Regions from separate parts of the Mus musculus genome. Here region 1 is linked to region 2. The links are chromatin contacts, found by POLR2A ChIA-PET in ENCODE. All regions are on one chromosome and are shown on one strand. The core of a region is the stretch at or near the end of the contact, and the rest is flanking DNA. Distances in the headings are between cores, read along the strand shown.

Evidence for each region. ChIA-PET counts read pairs that join two places held with the same protein, here RNA polymerase II (POLR2A).
Region 1: POLR2A ChIA-PET joins it to region 2 with 18 read pairs in embryonic stem cell. The contact joins the promoter of Spata31d1b here to the promoter of Etohd2 in region 2. POLR2A ChIA-PET finds 5 or more read pairs at or near these places in 3 of 5 experiments (Patski and embryonic stem cell).

The regions. Positions count from the first base shown.
Region 1 is chr13:59,710,036-59,715,649 of GRCm38, forward strand. It overlaps Spata31d1b (spermatogenesis associated 31 subfamily D, member 1B), which reads left to right and starts at 2,249. Exons shown (of 4, transcript NM_001167593.1): 1 at 2,249-2,465; 2 at 3,601-3,640; 3 at 4,100-4,160; 4 at 5,292-5,614. The coding sequence starts at 2,280. Gm40972 (a long non-coding RNA gene) reads right to left here and starts at 1,179. Exons shown (of 3, transcript XR_873547.2): 1 at 443-1,179; 2 at 219-295.
Region 2 is chr13:59,766,216-59,771,927 of GRCm38, forward strand. Etohd2 (ethanol decreased 2) reads left to right here and starts at 3,751. Exons shown (of 2, transcript NR_015349.3): 1 at 3,751-4,131; 2 at 4,712-5,712. Isca1 (iron-sulfur cluster assembly 1) reads right to left here and starts at 3,574. Exons shown (of 4, transcript NM_026921.4): 1 at 3,409-3,574. The coding sequence starts at 3,489. It overlaps Tut7 (terminal uridylyl transferase 7), which reads right to left. Exons shown (of 27, transcript NM_001373962.1): 27 at 5,661-5,712.

The DNA.
Region 1 (5,614 bases), core at 999-3,498, 58 kb before region 2:
GACTGACACTGACCACAGGGACCTTATTCAACCGGCACGCCCTGCTTCCCAACACAACCTAAAGGGTGGCTGCAGGAAACACAGCCCATCCTGCTCCCCAGGCCATCCCAGTCCACCTTCTTTCCAGCCACCCTCCTCCCTGGTAACTCCCACTGCCCCTTGCCCATGTCCCCTGTCCTAAAACCTTCCCATCCCCCAGGCCACACCAGAGTACTTACTTCTTCAACCCAACCTAGTCCTCAGGGTCTATGGCAGCTGACATCATCACTGTCTTCCGTGAGCTCTCTTGCCAGCCCTGCAGTGTTCCAAAACTCACGTTACCCATGATTCTACCCGGTATAACCCGTACACGCCCACCACCCCTGCCCTCCAGGTTGCGTGCGCCTCTCCAGCTCATTCTGGATCATGCCCCTGGATGCCTGCACACCCTGGCCCGACTTACCCTTGACTCTGTTGTCCTGCAGCTCAAATAGTTCCGCCATTGCCATCGCATTACCTTGACTCCCTCGGTGTGCTCTGTCCCTCGTCTCACAGACCCGCGGCCTCCTTTTCCTACTGCCGCTGTCTGTTCTACCAACACACATCTTTCCTCCACTCGCCCCGCTTCTTCTCCTCCATTGTTCCTAGAGCACCCCACTCTACAGGCGCTGCTTGTGCACCCAGACCTTACTGTTTGTCCAGCTCACCTTCGTGACCCTGTGTACCACATTCCCCTCCTGACCCCACTCTACCCAGCATGCTGTTCTCCAGCTCAGAGTCTACCCACTGAGTTCCGTTTTCCGGCTCCCCCTACCGGACCCAGCATTTTCCTCTTCCCACTTCATACCATTGTGGTGGTATCTCCTGGCCTATTGCCCACTCTGGTCCAGCCCTTCTAGTGAGCGTCCATCTTCCTGTGCTCAGTGTTCTCCACCTGGCCATAGTCTACCTACTGGGCAACGACCTCCAGTGGACCCTATGGTGCCAATTATCCAGTTCCCACTATGCCTTATTCTATCCAAGACATCTTGTTTGACAAGTCAGTCTAGTCCACTCCAGTCTGGCCTAGGATCAACTCTGTTTTCTCAGCTGCTCCAGCTTTCCCTCACTCCTGAAGCTTAGCGTTCTCTGCCCAAATCTCTCTCTCCTCCTGGTCACACTCACTTTAGTCCGCCTCCTGAATATCTCAGATCTGACTTTCTCGTGAGTCCTTCCGTGTGAAGCCAAATTTAAATCACAAACATAAACATAAAATGATTAGAACTAAAATTTCTTGGTATTATTGGAGTAAGTTAATGTCGTGGGTTGACCTGAATGCTGTTTGTATTCTGATGTTAATTCTGCTTCCTCAAGAGGGGCTACCCCCCACCCACTAGCCAGTCAATCATATATTCAGGGTGATCTCATGTGAACCTTCTCCCTATTCTAACTGGTCAATAAAAGCTAGAGCCTGTGATTGGGCAGTGGAGAAGAAAGGAGGGACTGAGGGTTTTGGGAGAGGGGAGAGAGGAGAATGAGAAAGGAGAGAGGATGGGGGGGGGGGGGGGAATGGAGCAGAACCACATGGTCTGGGGAATCTGCAAACACCAAAGGGTCTCATAGCTGGGGAGTAAGTCAGTAAGCACTAGATCTGCCCGATCTAGGCACATAGCTTATAAATATAACTGGATTGTGTGGTTTTTATACAGGCTTATCGGGGTTGCAAATTCCTGCAACCAGTTTACTTTTTTTTTTCTGATTGATGAAGCTTTATGAGTGTTGAGTATCCATTCTGTGCGACATGCACAGGCATGTGCACATATCATTTGGCCAATTGGGGATAATTTGTGAAAAGTCAGTTTTGTGATTTGATTCTGCCCCTCTAATTAAAGACATTATAAGCTGATTCATACACCAAACTTACTAACTGACATTTGGAAAAAAGATGTGTAAAAGAACCTCGAGTTACAGACCCATGTTAAGGGAAGGGACAGCCATTGTGTATGGGACATCTGTATGATGACGCTACTATCCTGGGACAGTAAATGTCACGGCAAAGTAAAGTCCCAGGCATCACGTGGTCCCAGCACAGCTGAGGTCCAAATCAAGTTCTCCAAACAGCAAGAGAAACAGGGAGCAGCAGGGTTGGGCAGAGGGCTCTGAGGAGCTCCTGGGGGTGGGGGAAGGGCTGGAGACACACCCTCCTCCCCACCCTCAGAAACCCTTGTGACTCTCCCTGCTCTGTGAGGTAGGCCTGGGACTCTAGTCAAGCTCAGGAACCCTCAGCCTCAGACACCTCAGGCAGCCATGCTGTTGCTGCCATGGAGAAGATTCTCTCAGCTCTGAATGGCCTCAGTGAGACATGGCTGACCCTAGGCTCAGCTTCCTACCACATAGACCTCAACTACACTCTTCTGAGTGGACTGGGGCTACTGCTTCTGTACATCTCCTACCTGATATTAAAACTGCTTATACACTTGCTGTGGAGAGAGAAATACACCCCAAAGGTAAGGAAGGATGGTGAGTTCCCAAGAGAGACTTCACTGCTGGGCTGTAGTTCTGTCCTCTGGCTGTGGGGTGAGCTTGGCTGTCAGAGGGATGTCTGGGATAAATGAGTGAGGAGAGGAGAGGAGGAAAGAGGAGAGGAGGGGAGGGGAGAGGGGAGGGGAGGAGAGAGGAGAGGAGAGGAGAGGAGAGGAAAGGGGAGGGGATGGGGGTGGGGTAGAGAGGGGAGGAAAGGGGATGGGAAGAAGGGAGGAAAGGAGGGGAGAGGAGAGGAGAGCGATGGAGGAGAGAAGAGAGGAGAGGGGAGGAGAAGGGAGATGGGGGAGGATATAAGAGGGAGATGGGGGATGGGAGGAGAGAAGAGAGGAGGGGAAGGAAGAGGAGGAGGGACAGGACAGGAGAGGACAGGAGAGGAGAGGAGAGGGGAGGGGAAGAGAAGGGGGAGAGCAGAGGGGAAGAGAGGAGGGTGAGGAAAGGAAAAGGGAGGAGAAGAGAGGAGAGGAGAGGGGAGGGGAGGGGAGGAGAAGAGAGGAGAGGGGAGGGAAGGGGAGGAGAGGGGAGGGGAAGAGAAGAGAGGAGAGGGGAGGGGAGAGGAGGATAGATATGAGAGGGATCAGGGAGGACTAAGGTTCCCTTCTGGAGCCCACATTCACCTTCCTATCTGTGTGTGCCTGAATTTTCCAGGACAAAGTAGGAAACTGGTCCTAGTGGCTTGGCTCCAGTCTTTGGGTTCTGGGGATGGGACCAGTCTCTCCTGACAGTGATCCTATGATCCACTCCCGCATCACCTGTCCCTTCCCCTACCCTCCTCCACGGTGAACTGGTTAGGATCCAGGATCACAGTGCTGACTGTTGAAGGCCTCTCTGAAGAAAGCATGGAGCCCAGTCCTCCACTCTGGGACTGGCCATCCCCAGGAGCAGCACAGTGGTAAAGTCCTCGGAAAGGACACCACCCTGTCCTTTAGCTTCCCAAGGCGAGTGTGAATAAGCTGCCACCTCCACAGTTAATAAAGCACACAGGTCTCGCCCGCTACTCAGTGGGTCCTGAGATGTGCCTGGTCAGTGGGATTCTGAGTCTCTTAGGAAGACAGACATAACCAGTGAGTTCCGGAGCTCATTCTCTTCTCTCGTTGGCAGCTATGGGAGAAAGGGAAGAAGAGAAGGCAAACCCTCAAAGGTAGGTGTCTGCCTCTGCCTCTCTTCTCAGGGATCCCTACCCTGTCCTTTCCATAGGATCCCAGGTTTATGATCTGAGCATGTCAGTTGCTACACATAGTCCCTTAATCACAAGAGAGAGGAGCCCTGTGAGGAAAGACTCATAGGAAGACAGGCAGACCCATGTGGGGACAGCCCCTGGGGATCTTCTGAGTGACAGTCTTTGACGACTGGGACAGCCCCTTGGGGGATCTTCTGAGACTGTGTCCCCTGTTCCCTTCCGGGGAGCTGGCAGCTATGAGGAAATCACTCTTGCTGCTCAGATAGAGCTCTGGACATTCTGAGTGTTCTCACAGAGCACTTGTTGATGCTACTCCGTGCTTTCAGGAATCATGACCCTAAGTGTTTTCCCTAAGTCTAGTCCCATGCAGTGCTACTGTCTGCCTCTGTTCCCCATAACCCATTATCTTGCTTATTTAAGGTGGGCGAGCTTGCCAGAGAGAAGCGGCGCAGAGGAGGGAGCTGCAGACAACCCAGCCAAGGTGATTGGCTTCCCTTCCTCCCTGGTCCCTTTCCCCACATACCTCATTCTTTCCCAGGGACCCAGCGCCTCCCTCCTCCTTTCCGGGGAGGGGTCACATAGCAACAGGACATGGTAGGAGGCCTCAGAGGACAGCCTTGGATATGGCAGTGTGAATGGGCTAGACCAGCAGGCCCTTATTTCCACAGGCTGGCCCCAGTAATAGCTTGGTGTTGGGCAGTGGGTATGGGAGAAAGAGGGAGTGGGAGAAAACCCGTGTCCTGCCAGAGTTCCGGTGCTCTGGGCGGGCAGACATGGGAGAATGCGGCACGCTTTCCACGAGGCCCCGGGTGGGTGTCTGTCTGTGGGAAGCCACTGGACCCCAGCTTGGTGGGAGGGTGAGCCAGGGGCAGTACGACATAACAGGTTCTCAACCTCGGGTATCCCACACACTGCTGGACACCGCAGAAGAGCTGAGAACAAGTGGGGGCCTGAAGGGAGGAGAGGGTAGGGGGAAGAGGGAAGAGGGAGGCGCTGGGTGGTTCTCACACAAGCAAGAGTCCTTGGTCCAGCCCATGGCTGGAGCACAGGAAGACCTTCCAGCGAGAGGTTAGATGTGGCTGGTTAGGGGAAAGCTTATCCCATTGTTCAAGCATGGTCGGTCTTGATGAGCAGAGACAGTCTGTGGTTTTAGAGCTTTATTGTAGAAAGGTAGGGGGAAGAAAAGAAGGTAGAAAGAGGGAAAGAGGCTGGCCATGGCCACGTGGAGAGAGTGGGGAAGGGAGAGAGAGAAGGAGGGCTAGAGACTAAGAAGGTGAGAGCTTAAAGAGCAAGGAGGAACCAAGCAGCCCCTTTTATAGTGGGCTGGGCTATCTTGCTGTTGCCAGGTAACTGTGGGGAGCATACTTGGCTATAGTCAGGTAACTGTGGAGGTGTAGCCAGAATGCCAGGAGCTTGGGATATTGTCTGCATGACTGATAGTCACAGAATTATGGAGTTGAGGGCTCTGTAGTGTCAGGCACCTGTCTCTGGGAACGTGGCTCGCTGTTCTGTCCCTTGTAGAGTTTTCTACTGGGTCTCGGGAGTAAGCCTCATTCAACCAAAATAGGCTGCCTTTCATGGCCCCACAGCTTGATGTTCATATCTCTCACAGCTCTCTGGAAGAGCCCTCTGAGGCCTCCTGCAATGAACTACCACTCCACAGAGATCCCCTCTTGCCTGTGTGTGATAGATCTGGCAATATCAGTCATCAGCTCTCCCAGGACCACCTCAAAGATGGTAAAGCCTCTTACTTGTGCGTGGCTTCCACAGTTCCTGGGACGGAGGCCTCGTTTGTTCTGTCCTCTCTGCTCACAGGAAACCAGGCAGGGCATTCGGCTCCAGCCCTTCTACCGGAGCCTTTACCGCTGGCTCCGTCCATCCTTTCACCTAACTGCTTTGCCCCCCTAGAAGGCTTCTACTCAGCCACACTGCTGC
Region 2 (5,712 bases), core at 2,501-5,000:
TCGGACAGGGCTCCTGATGGGACTGCCCTTTCTGTTCACGGTACCAATCTGTTTCTAGTACCAAGCTGAACTTGGTACTAGAAAGACGGTAAGCACCCGCTTGCTTCAGACCCTGGCAGTGGGGAGGTCTTCCCTGAACACCACTGCAAGTCTGGCAGCTTTCTACTATGTCTGCATTCCCAGACCAGCTCAACCTGAACCTTCCCAAGAAATCTACCAACAAATAAGGGCTCAGAATTCAGATTACTGAAATCCTGTAAAATCTAATAATGCCTTTTAATCTGCTCCTGTGTAAACTACCATAGGAACACAGCTGCTTAAAGTGAGAACATATTGAAGAGGTTTTAAAAACATTTTTCAAAGGGCTGGTGAGGTACTTTGTCAGGTAAAGGAACTTGGGACCCACATGATGGAAGGAGGGAAGTGACACCCAGAGTTGTCCTCTGATCACACAATCACTAAGGCACGCATGACCACACATACAAAAATAAATAAATTTTAAATATTAAACATGCAAACCAAACAATTATTCCAAAGCTGCTTTTTTTTTTTTGGTCAGAATGCTGGGAAATGCACTTCAGGAATGTTTCAGAACTGCTCACATGGCCTGGGGCTGGGCCCGTAGGGTGGCTGATGGCCACTGGAGCCCCAGCCCTGCCTGCTCCCACTCCAGCACTGGGATCACAAGTATGCACCACCCCCACCCCACCCCCCAACTTTAGCTTTTTTGTTGTTGTTATCTGGGAACTGGAGAGGAAACTCAGGCCCTGAGCTTCACAGCTCATTCTCTGCCAGTTTAGCCCCTGCCCCCACACAGGCTCCTCCCCCTGGCCCGTGTTTGTTATGGCTATTAATCTTACAACTCTGTGGTTAAGGCACAATTAAATATTTGCAAGGGCTCCTAAATTAATGACCAAAGAGTTAACAACTGTGACACAAAACAAATCTCTCTTTACAATGAACACACAACACCCCACTCTGTTCTCACGCCAGGCCCTAAAGCGGCTGTTCTACCACTGGACTAGAAACCTGGTTGTAACCTGCAGGTTTTCCTGGTTATGTTTCTAAACCAAAGGCACGTGCTAGTTGCTGTTCCAAAGATCTTCTGGCCCTACTCCAGTGAAGTAACATGTCCTTATACACACCCTGGGCCCCTCTCTACCAGGCTGCGCTGGGAAGCTAAGCGTCCAGAGTCTTCTACAGTACAGTGTACACACTACAGTGCATACAGAGTGAACTAGGTTCTCAGCGCGTACCAACATGCATGCTAGCTAGGCCCCACCGCTCGCTCCCAAGTGGAGCTTGGTGAGGATGAGCCTCTCGTCATGAAAGCTGACCACCTCTGTCTTGTACAATGATGGAAATAAAGCTGCCCATCAACTAGGTAGCAGCTTTCACATTCTCCAGTCACATCTGACTCTGGTCCCTGCAAATTCAACTCTATTAACTCCTAGATATATGGGGGTGGGAAGGAGCACGTTGTTTTTGGATGTGGTGAGCTGGAGCCATTCTGGGTTTGCAGATCTTACCAGTCTACACCACAGTGTAATGGCTATTCCTGGTTGCCAACATGACTCTATCTGGAATGAACCACAATCCAAAGCTGGAGGCCTCACCTGCAATCCAGAGCTTGAGGTTGTTAGATAAAAGTTTCTGACCTGGATCTTGGCATGGAGATCTTGAGGCACAGTGGCCATGAAAAGCTTAGGCCCAGGCAAGGCAGTACATACCTTCAATCCCAGGAGACTAAGGCAAGATCATCTCTGAGTTCAAGGTGGTACACACTTTTAACCTGGGCCACACCTTCTGTTAGAGACCTACAGGAGGACACTGGGAGGAGGAAGATTTGCTTTTTGCCTGCTTGCACTTACTTGCCAGCACATCTGTTGGAACCTACATCTACAGAAGAGCAGCTGAAACAACTAGCCTCATGGGACTGAGCAACTACTAGATCCTTGGACTTCCCACTCACAGCTGACCATTGTTGAGGAGTTGGACTACAGACTGTTTAAGTCATTGTAACAAATCCCTTTACTATATAGACTATCCATAAGTTCTAGAAACCCTGACTAAAAATACACACAGCCCAATGTGCCAGCCCATCCATTCTGTCCACGACTGGCATCAGCTAACAGATAGCTAGTGTTTATGTTTTATGTCACACCTTTCCTGGCCATGGCTGACTTCTAGTAGATGTTGCAGAATGTCAGACTCCCTGCTGTCAGGCTGATGTACCGGCCAAGCAATACCTAACTCATATTACTCTTGTTTGCTAGTTATCTCTCTCTCACACTTTAGGCCGTTGGTCACCTCGTTGCTTTTGCATTTGCTATGTGCTGGGGTTCAAAATGTTTACCAGACACTTGAAAAACAAGTACGAACCACGACGCCTGCCAACAGCTGTGCCTATGAAAATCAGGGAAAGGTGATTCTAGGACCAAGCCTAACACCACAGACTCTACAGCTGAGCTAGGCAGCGCGGCAGAGGGTGTGAATTGAGATCTACTATACATAACGAAACAGAAGATTACAAAGCACGACACAGGCCAGGACTGTGCAAATGAGATGTTACTCCTGGAAGGAATGGCCTACGGAGGGTGCGAGCCAGGCAACTCAATTATTTCTTCTCATGAAAAACAGCGGATCATGATAATGTATGCTTATGAGGTAGAAACGGGGGCAGAGGGGGGGTGTGAGAAGGGGCGGGTCGAAATTTCCCAAGTAACATGCAATAGGCCAAATGGTGATTAAAAAAAAAAACAAAACAAAACTAAGCAAGCAAACAACGACAATAACAACCACCACCTATCCTGTGCTCGACTTTTCTGGAATTTATTACTTGTAGGAGGATTCTACTCTATTCTCAGTAAGATGAGCATAGTTTGCACAATCCTAGAATCCATGACATACCTGCGGTGACGAAAACTAGCTGGTCCCGGAGGGAAAAGCAACACAGAATGCAGTGTGATTACTGGGGCAAACTGAAGGGCCAAACAATGACCTATCCTATAAACAGATTATCTCACTTGTTCACGACTCCCTTCTATTTTGCTTCAACTAACTATTGGCAAGAGCCCCTCTTAGGACTCTGGGTGGAGCGGATTCCGCGGTGGCGTCTGGACCGAATGAATCCCGGTCTCACGCTGTCCCGATCCTCTGGGGCTGACGCCTCCTGGGAGGTTATGCGGAGCCGCGGCGTTCCCTGTGTGACCTTTCTCCGGGAACGCCGTGACCTCGGCGGCAAACTGCCGTCCTCCGCCCCGGCCGCCCGGTGGCAGCGCACACAGCCCGTCCGCCCCATCGAGCTCCGCGCGCGGCCCGCCGGGAGACCCTAGTCCGCGTCCAGGCTCGCTCTGCACCCCGGGCCGCCGCCGCCACCACCTCCCTGCGGACGCCGAGGTGACTCACCAGTGTGAGGGCCGCCCGCGTGGGCTGCAGTTTTCTCTTGCTCACAGCCCGCACGGTGGCGCGGACCAACGACGCCGACATGTCCACGTCGCGGCACCCGCAGCCTCCGGCTGGAGCGTGGGGACTCAACTTCTCTCCATGGACACGGCGGGCACTTTGACGCCACAAGCTCCTGCGCAGGCGCCACAGGCCCCGCCTCCCGTCGCCCGTCCCGCTCCACCATTGGACAGTCCGGGTGAGTGACGGGCCGGGCCGATTGGCCGTCATCACTGACGAGGCAAGGGAGGTGACCTGTGACCTTGCGGGCTTCGCGGTCACTGCGCTAGCGGAAGTGGGATGGCTCCTTCCGTATGGCGTACACTAACGACAGACCCCCCGGAAGTGGGGACACGGCTCTGTGACTCTGGAGCTGCTTCGATAGTAAAGCAAGCGGGTAGACACCATACGACAGGTTTCCAGTTATTGAAATGTCACTCTTGTGTAGCAGTTTGTGTCAAGAAAACTGAGCACGTACGTAGCTACCAGCCTCGCATGGAAGCACGGGCATGGTGGCTCTATCCGAGCCTCTGAGAGCGAGCGCCCTGGGCGCTACGTTAGCATCGGTTCTTGAGTCCCGATCCCGGGCCCCGTGCACATTTGGCTAGCCTTTCCTGCTAGCCGGTCCCATTTGATTAGCTGTGCGCCTGTCACCACGCCTCGGCTTCCTTCGCGGCCCGTGATGACGTAAGAACGGGAGCTCCTTTATCTCGGAGCAGCAGCTGGCCCCGTGCGGGAACTGGGTGGGCGTGGGGAGTACTGAGGGGTTTGCTACCCCTGATCGCCCCCTTATGGTTCCAGGAAGGCCGAGGGAGGGAAATGGATTCGGCCTCAGGTCTAGACGGAAAGAACAAGTGTTTTCTTTTCCAGTGCGATCTCACTGGTCTGACTAGAAGGGGCAGTTTCCCCGTCCGAAATGGGGACTTTGCCATGCTGGAACACTGACAGAGTAAGACAGACATTGTACATTCTGCCTAGACCTGCCCAGGAGCTAAGAAAATGTTCTGACCCTTTCTTCATAGCTTTACAAAGAGTGGGCACACCATGTTTTCAACTCTATTTTTAGTGTCTGAAAACTGTGAACCCCACTCGGTCATTGATCTCTCTCTTGCAAGGATTTTGTTCCACTTGGGAAGATATCCTCTCCTTAAGATAGAAGCCACCTTTGAAGCAAAAGAAAAACAGACTGATTTTTTTTTTTTTTTTTGGTTTTTCGAGACAGGGTTTCTCTGTACACTGAAAACACATCTTTTACATCTTTTACCAGGAAGCTTGCCAAAGCAGTTCACAGTGAGCAAGAGACTGTTAGAAGGTGAAGATCGGGTGTTCAGAACTCCTGCTGTAAAAACTGGATTCTGAGTTTCCGCTGTTTTAGAACAGAACAGGGCATCGGCCCTGGCCCTGCGATCGCTTGCAGAGGAAGCTTTGACTTGGCCATGGCTGCGAGCCTGCTATCTTATCCGCTGAGAAGCGTGCCTCACTTGTCTAATGGTATCAGTATAAGCCATCAAAAACACCAGGCTGCTGGGCAGAATTTTTTTTAAGAATCAAAATGTAGGAAACCTTTTTAAGGCTAGAAGAAAACATGACAATTCTGTTTAATTTTAGGGGTAAGTACACTCCTCTCCCTCAACAACCGACAAAACATCCAAGTAGAAAATAACTACCAGGTATAAAGATTGGCCTGGCTGCGTATTTCTTCTCCGTTCTAGGGGCAGAGGGATAAACAACACTAAGCGCTTTTTCAGTAGGCGTGGCACTGTTCCAGCCAGAAAGCAGCGCTGTCACTTCACAGCCAGAGGCAGGAGGAAAGGAAGCAGGCCAGCAGCTGAGCAGGAGGAAAGGAAGCAGGCCAGCAGCTGAGCCGTCACGTAGCAGGGAGGCCCCGGTTGCACAACCCATGAGTTTGATGGTCACCATTTTTATTTTTTTACCATGATTTCCAATTTCTTAATGATTTCCATTTTGACATGACTCTTTCATAACTAGACTATGACCAGTCTAGTTCACACATATATGCCTCTCGTGAGTCTCCCTCGTTGTGCCAGTGTCCTTAGCAAGCTCTCTCTCTGCCCCCCAGTCTCCTGCTTGCACACCCCAGACCCGGTGCACAGCTATCAAAGGGGAACAGCATGGGCACCCTATTAAGGAGATGTGTACTGTCAGCGCTTTGGTTGACTTTTCTAATGACTCATAAGAAAATAATGTGGATAAAATTACACGTTCAAAGTTCGATTTTATTTCAAAATGATAAATAAACCGGCATAG